Linked DNA regions of Homo sapiens: all the other regions are linked to region 2. The links are chromatin loops, found by intact Hi-C in ENCODE. Cell type or tissue: endothelial cell of umbilical vein. All regions are shown on one strand.

Evidence for each region. A loop is a pair of places that touch in the nucleus more often than their neighbours do. Peaks named below come from ENCODE experiments on the same cell type or tissue, not always from the same donor. Only the 100,000 strongest peaks of a DNase experiment are listed, where the experiment ranks them.
Region 1: it touches region 2 in a loop (3-fold over the local background); 11 of 110 quality-filtered maps call a loop at or near these places.
Region 3: it touches region 2 in a loop (3-fold over the local background); 2 of 110 quality-filtered maps call a loop at or near these places.

Annotation. Positions count from the first base shown.
Region 1 is chr2:9,916,971-9,919,470 of GRCh38, forward strand. It overlaps TAF1B (TATA-box binding protein associated factor, RNA polymerase I subunit B), which reads left to right. Exons shown (of 15, transcript NM_005680.3): 13 at 2,071-2,141. Among named protein-coding and RNA genes, the nearest start is that of GRHL1, 33 kb to the right of the region's middle. RefSeq lists an enhancer at 458-959. In endothelial cell of umbilical vein, no CTCF peak of the experiment used is centred here; a DNase peak (open chromatin) is centred at 1,561; H3K27ac peaks cover 561 bases.
Region 2 is chr2:9,812,845-9,815,344 of GRCh38, forward strand. It overlaps LOC105373421 (a long non-coding RNA gene), which reads right to left and starts at 1,873. Exons shown (of 3, transcript XR_007086206.1): 1 at 1,376-1,873. In endothelial cell of umbilical vein, a CTCF peak has its summit at 1,170 (motif pointing right); a DNase peak (open chromatin) is centred at 1,177.
Region 3 is chr2:10,026,209-10,028,708 of GRCh38, forward strand. No RefSeq gene overlaps it. Among named protein-coding and RNA genes, the nearest start is that of KLF11-DT, 16 kb to the right of the region's middle. In endothelial cell of umbilical vein, no CTCF peak of the experiment used is centred here; no DNase peak of the experiment used is centred here.

The DNA.
Region 1 (2,500 bases), 100 kb after region 2:
CAAGTAGCTGAGATTACAGGCATGTGCCACCATGCCCAACTAATTTTGTATTTACTAAAGAGACGGGGTTTCTCCATGTTGGTCAGGCTGGTCTCAAACTCCCAACCTCAGGTGATCCTCCCACCTCAGCCTCCCAAAGTGCTGGGATTACAGGCATGAGCCACTGCGCCCGACTCCTTTCTGTTCTTAACATTTAATATCATTGCAGAAATTCAAAATAAAAAGTCAACATCTGTTTTATGTATAGTCATGATTTTACTGACTTGATCAAGTATTTTTTAAAATTCTTGAAAAAATCAGTTCTTAAATCGGTTAAAATGATTATTTGCTAAATGATATTACTAAAATATTGTTAAAAATGTGTGCTTTTATATACGTATTACTTCCTAGTATTAAAAATAAATGGTGAGAAATTATTATAGATGCTACAGATTTTTAAAATATTTGTATTTCTGGCTTCCTATTTTTAATCTGTTTTTCTGGAAAGTTCACAGATATTTCTTGAGTATCTACTAGCCAGGCACTTTGTCAAGTACTAATAATAATTCTAATTATTGTATAGGATTTAAAGAACCAATACATACAGCATCTTATTCTTCAGAATAACCCTGTGAAAGTAGAGGATAAGTTTAGAGATGCTAAATTCATTTCTTTGTTCATTTATTCACCCAATTATTCTTCAACAAATGTTTAAATGAGTTCCTACTCTCTACCACTCCCTGACAACACTAGGGGCATAAGGATGGCTGAGACAGTCTCTGCCTTTAAGAACCTCCATAATTTGTCATTCAAGGTCATGCCACTAGAAAATGGTGGAGCCGGCCGGGCGCGGTGGCTCACGCCTGTAATCCCAGCACTTTGGGAGGCCGAGGCGGGCGGATCACGAGGTCAGGAGATTGAGACCATCCCGGCTAAAACGGTGAAACCCCGTCTCTACTAAAAATACAAAAAATTAGCCGGGCGTAGTGGCGGGCGCCTGTAGTCCCAGCTACTTGGGAGGCTGAGGCAGGAGAATGGCGTGAACCCGGGAGGCGGAGCTTGCAGTGAGCCGAGATCCCACCACTGCACTCCAGCCTGGGCGACAGAGCGAGACTCCGTCTCAAAAAAAAAAAAAGAAAATGGTGGAGCCAGGTCTTCTGATTCAGTACTCTTTCTTGTTGCCACAGTGTCTTTCAAAATAAGAAAATGGCCTGGGATTAAGAAGAAGGTGGATTTTTAAAATTATTATAAGTTATGAAAGTTCTCTGCTCTAGGGAACACAGAAATAATAAAAATGAGACCAAGAATGAACCTTGTTGTCTTTGTTCCAGAGCAGCAGCGTCTGCTTGGCAAAGTTTAGCAACAGCCACTAGAACTAGAAATAGAACATGTCACTTCCTTTTGGAGTCTGGAACTGATCACCCTCATCTGTAGGAACCTTAGATGGCTCTTAGTGTTTGTCCTGGAGGGAACCCCAAGAGCCAGAGCAATCCAGGATCCCCATTTTACAGTGGAAACTCCCTGGCCATCCTTCCCTTGGCAAGAATAGGCTGAGTCAGAACAGGGACTACTGGGACTGTGTCATCCTGGAATCCAGTCTTTTCCTCTCCTTTACACCAGGAATAGAATAGATTTCCTGGCATCAGATGCCAGAGAGACGCATTTACTGTTCACTGTGTGTAAGTTATCAGAATCAGAAGTACTACTAACAACTCTCAGCAAAAAGGCATTGGGACAAAGGCAATGAGGAACAGTTGTTTCTGAGGTAGCTTCACTTTATGAGAATGAGCAGCAAGGGAAATTTATGGTGAAGGAAACAGTTTCTATGTTTTTTGTATAATTAATAGCTTCTTCAAGATGTCACAGCATCTGGGTGGCTTTTGAGAGGAGCACACCATTCTCTTGGCCTGGGCTGTTGGTCAGTGGTTCCTTCTAGGGCCTAAGTTCAATAGGCAATATAGACATGTGCCAGTAGGCCATTCCAAGCCAGAGCTATAACGAAATATCAGAAATCTCAGATAGTGCTTCAGACAATGTGTTTATGTCCGTTTCATCTCCGTCCTGCTCCAGCTGTTTCTTTACCTTGTACAGGTACCTGTGGAAAAGTGAAAAGCCACTCTACTACTCATTTGTCGACAAACCAGTAGCATATAAAAAAAGAGGTAAGTCAAATTTTGTCTTTTTAATACCAAGTAGCAACACAGTTGTAGAAAAATTAAATATCTGGACTTGAAATGTTGAATGCTTAAGTTTTTTACTTTTTTTAAACAAATGTTCCAGGGCACATGTACATCCAAAGGAGCATCATACTCTGCAAGAAATCTCTGCAGGAATCTACTTCAGGAATATGTCGTTCTTCAAAACAGAGCCTCAGTTCCTGCCAAAATCTAAAATCCTAAATCGTTATGATTTTGGAAATTCTTTGCTTATAGAATTCCTTTTAGACTGTACATTCTTTTTGAAGTAAGGTTTCCCCCATGCACCTCATCCAGTTTCATTTTCCCTTAACGTTATCCTGTTA
Region 2 (2,500 bases):
CAGGAGTTCGAGACCAGCCTGGCCAACATGGTGAAACCCCGTCTCTACTAAAAATACAAAAACTAGCTGGGCGTGGTGGCGGGCACTTGTAATTCCAACTACTCAGGAGACTGAGGCAGGAGAATCACTTGAACCCGGGAGGCAGAGGTTGCGGTGAGCCCAGATGGCACCATTGCACTCCAGCCTGGGCGACAAGAGTGAAACTCCATCTCAGAAAAAGGAAGAAGAAGAAGAGGAAGAGGAGGAAGACGAGGAGGAAGAGGAAGAAGAAGAAGAAGAAAGAAGAAGCTGAAGAAGCTGGTTGGGAAGAAAGGGAATGCGATTCTATGAGGCTGGAGCCAAGACGAGCTGAAGAAGCTGGTTGGGAAGAAAGGGAAGGCGATTCTATGAGGCTGGAGCCAAGACGAGCACTGGAGCAGAGGTTCAGCACAGCGTCCAGGGAACAGACAGTGCTGTGGGGGGAGCGTGGGGGAGGAGGGGGTGGCAAGGACCCCTGTCCACCATCCTGGTGGGGGCCCAAAGGTGCTTTCAGTGTCCTATCACTGCCATGGCTGCTGGCAGAAAGTCCTGGCAATGATCTCGCACGTCTGGGGCTCAGGAAGGGAAGCCCACCCGCCCACAGGAAAGGGATGCCTGAGTGGCCTGGCCAAACTCTGCCCACATCTCCTCTCTGGCAGGACGCATGCTACCCAGGCCCAGTCCCGATCCCAGGACAGCACCCACAGGAAGGCTGCCAGTGGTTCTCCTGGAAGCAAAGACTCCAGCTGCCTGGCTTCTCCCTTCCCCAGGGACGCCTCCATCCCAAGCTCTGGCCAACAGGCTGCCCAGGCTCCCTGGGAACCCCTGGGTGCCGTGGCGAGTGGGGGCTGTGGTCTCACCCCCGGGCACGCCCTTCCTCCAAAGGCCTGGCCAGTCCCAGTGCATCCTGTGCTGAAACTCCCAGGGGATGGGGTTGGGACAGCCCAGCAGGTTCCAGAATGCTCTCTCCTCTGTCCACCCTGAGTTAGAAGTCTGTGTGGAGGCCCAAAGGTACTTTAAGTGCCCCAGCACTGCCATGGCCTGGGAAGCCAGGACACACAGGCTGAAAGAGTGAGGTCTTCCCATCAGAGACCCTGAGCCCCGAAGCTTTGGAATCAGCAGCGTTCAGCGCGATGGAGGCGCGGTGCCACCAGGTGGCGCCGTCAACCCCTCACTTAGGGCTAAGCGCCCTGGCCCCTCTGGATGAACCAGCAAGGGCGGAGGGGGACACCGGAGAGCGAGACGGCCTCGCTAAAGAAGGCCCCCTGGCCTTTCAGGATGAGGGGCTCAGTCAGCCCAGTGATGGGGACTCCGTGAGAACTGAGCTGTGAAAACGTGTTGGAGGCACAGTACCCACCTCTGCCGCGTCTGAACCCAGATTTGCCAGGAAGGCTCTTGCTTTCTCAATCTCTGTTCCCCGGTCATCACGAATACCCTGTGCTGGTCACTTTGTGCATCCCCATTTTTTTTTTCTTCCAAGGATACGGTCACGTGGGCAGAGCTGCAGAGACAGGATCCTAGACAGGCAGGCCTTGAATGCCAGGGCAGGAGATTGCTGAGGATTCAGAAGATCTCGGGAAGCTTCTTAAAGGCCCTCGACCCCTCTCGCTACCTATGAGGGCAGGACTGGAGAGGAGAAGGGAGAAGGCCGGAGACCAGGGGCAGCCCCCATAGGAAGCAGACTCCAGCCGCCTGGCCTCTCCCTTCCCCAGGGACGCCTCAGTGCGGGGTAGGCGCTACGGGAGACCAGGGAAGGGGCTGCTGCAATATTCGAGGTGAGAGTGTCCTGCACTGAAGCATGGTACAAAGAGGTGGGCTGGAGAGGGACGGTTCCAAGAGCAGCTGGCCACCGTCTGCTGCCCTGGCGTGCCCGCCCATTGTCCTCACTGTCTGCCACACCCTCCCTAGCAGGCCATACAAGGACATGTCCTCCCAATGTCCTGTCCCCCGGCCTCAGGCTCAGTCTTTCAGAATTGGCCTCCCTAATCCCATTCCGTCCAGGCTCTGCTAAGAGACAGCCAGGGAAGCTTGCAGGTGAATGTGCGTCTATGAGCAGGCGTTGTGCATGCAAACAGCCCTGCTTGGTGACGCTGAGCATTTTAACAGGAGCCCTCAGCAAGCAAACTCTTAGTCAAGGGGGTGACCCCTAGTGACATTTCAGGCTTTGGGGAGACCAAATCTAGAAGTCTTCTGAAGTCCCTGAAATCAGAGAAATGGGACCATTCTAATAACCAGAAAAATCAGCTTCCTTTGACCCTAGGCGTCTTCTCAGGTCCCCAAGGACAATCTCCTGCTTAATGCACATGACATCATGTTGACCCATTGGCCCAGGGTTAGCCTTCAGCTCTGCCCCCACCCTAGATCCTACTATAGCTGGAAGGTGGCGACCATTTGAACGTGGGACAAGGGACCATTTCTCCCTAGCAAGATGAAGTCACTTACCCAAGCCTTTGTGACAAGTCCGCATCAGAGCCAGCCCAGA
Region 3 (2,500 bases), 210 kb after region 2:
TTCGTAAAGCTGGTTTTCTAAGCATGATAGCTGAAAGGATGGTGCCAGCCTCCACTCCCTTTCCCAGTGGGAACCATAGCCTTTCCCAAGATGTGCTTATGGTTTCCCAGGGGGGTGCTCCTGTTGCCGGAAAAGAGATTCCCGATCCAGACCCCACGAGAGGATTCTTGGATCTTGCATAGGAAAGAATTCAAGGCAAATCACAGAGCACAGTGAAAGAAGCGAGTTTACTGGAAACGACTCTGTTACAGAGTGGGGCATCCTCGGGAAGAAGGAGGAGGAGTGCACTGTCCTGTGTTGGTGTCGCTGCTTATAAGAAACTCTAAGGAGGCCGGGCGCGGTGGTTCACGCCTGTAATCCCAACACTTTGGGAGGCTGAGGCGGGCGGATCACCTGAGGTCAGGAGTTGAAGACCAGCCTGACCAACACGGTGAAACCCCCTCTCTACTAAAAAAAAAAAAAAAAAAAAAAAAAAATTAGCCGGGCATTGTGGCGCGTGCCTGTAATCCCAGCTACTCGTGAGGCTGAGGCGGGAGAATCACCTGAACCCAGGAGGTGGAGGTTGTGGTGAGCCAAGATTGCACCACTGCACTCCAGCCTGGGCGACAAGAGTGAAAATCTGTCTCAAAAAGAAAAAGAAACTCTAAGGAGTGGTAATGAAACTTGGAATGTGCAGATGTGCTCACTAGAGGCGGGGCTATTGGTGTTATTGATGACCATTAATCCTTCAACCTAAGCTTGCTCATCGATGTTATCTTGAAGGAAAGAGGGCTGTATTCTCCAGACATGTGGGCATTCTGCAGGCGTGGTGGCAGATGATATTTTTGTTGTTTTAATTGGTGGTCGGCTTAGAATGTGGCTATTTTCAGACCTTGAATATTCTTGTGAGTGCCTAGCTACTCACTTCAAGATGGAGTCACTCTAGTCATGTTTTATTAAACCAGGGGCCTGGTAAGCAGGGGTTCCTCTAACACCCCCATGAGCCCATGAGCCACCCTCATTGTCACCTACCTGATGCTGCCTTTGGGGAAGGCCACAGAGAAGCCTCCAAGCCCAATGAGGGAGTCCGCTGCGGATTTCAGACCTGGCCGTATCCAGGGGCTCAGGCGAGCCATTAGGTCACTGTCTCTGCTTCTCCCGTGGTTTTGGCTTCAATCTCTCCTGCTGCTGAGAGACTCTGGCCATGTCTGCTAGACCTACAGCCCTGGCAGGCCCAGGGACATCTTGCAGCCAGGGAAGGAAGAGGCTGTGACTCCTGCCAGCCCTAGCAGCAGTCCTGGGAGAGTCCCTGTGGGTCTGGCTATATCCCATGCCCACCCTTCAGCCACACTGTGTCCTGAGGAATGCAGAATTAGGACTGACCCACTTGGGCCACTGGTGGGAGATAGGAGTGGTCAGAGCTCAGTCCCATTTTTCCCATGAGGCCTTTCAGCCCTCAGATGAATTCGTGGATAGAAACAGATACGTGAGCGGAAGAGCTCCATGCAACTTCCCTGCAGCCTCCAAACCCCGAGGACCCGTGGGGAAGGGAGGAGAGCTCCAGACGCTTCCCAGCCAAGAGAGCCAGCCTCGTGTGTGGGTCTGTGTATAACGTCTTCTCAGGTCTCTGTGGATATGAAGGGCTGTGTACACAAATACACGGGAGGAGGCCCCTGTCGTAGGCAGAATTCCAAGATAATCTCATGATCTTGGACCCTGTGTAAGCCCCTCCACTTGAGCATGGGTGGGACTTGTGCCTTGCTTCTAGCCAACAAGATATGCCACAGGGATGTCACTCGGTGGCCACACTGCTTAGCTGGAGCGCGTCTCCTGTGGCCTGGAAGAAGTGAGCTGAGGTTGCACTGCCCACGGAGAGGGCCATGTGGCAGACCTAGGGGTGGCCTCCAGCCCACAGCCACAGGGAAAGGACAGGTTCCTCCCAGGGGAGCTTCCAGATGAGAACACAGGCAGCGAATGGATCCACAGCCGGCTATGAGGCTTCCAGCAGCAGGCTCTAGGCCAGGCCCAGGCTCCTGCCCCGCAGAAGCTGTGAGATCAGAAATGGGTGTTGTTTTAAGCCACAGAGTTTATGACTATTTGTTACACAGCACAGAAAACCAGTGTACCTCCATTTTTCCTTGTGGAATAGCTGCCATAGGCCCAAACTGGCCCCCAACCCCAGTGTGGTGCCTGCTCAGCCCCTCGCCATGGTCCACTTCAGAAGTAGTGTCCTACAATGCAAAGGGATTGCCTCGGTTCTCTAGCTAAAGCCCACGAGTGCCTCCTCTTGGTTCTCTGAATAAAATGCAAACTCTTTAGCAAGGCCATAGGAATGGGCCTTTGCCCTACTCGCTGTCTGTGTAGGGCTGGGGTGGGAGAGGTCAACTCCCCCCAGGCCCCTCATGCTCCAGGCCCTCCTGATCCATGCATTTTTCCTCTGGATCTCTGTTCCCTCCTCCCCTCCAACACACATGCAAACACACGCCTTCTCCCCTCCCTTTCCCCTCCCTCTTTAATGCTC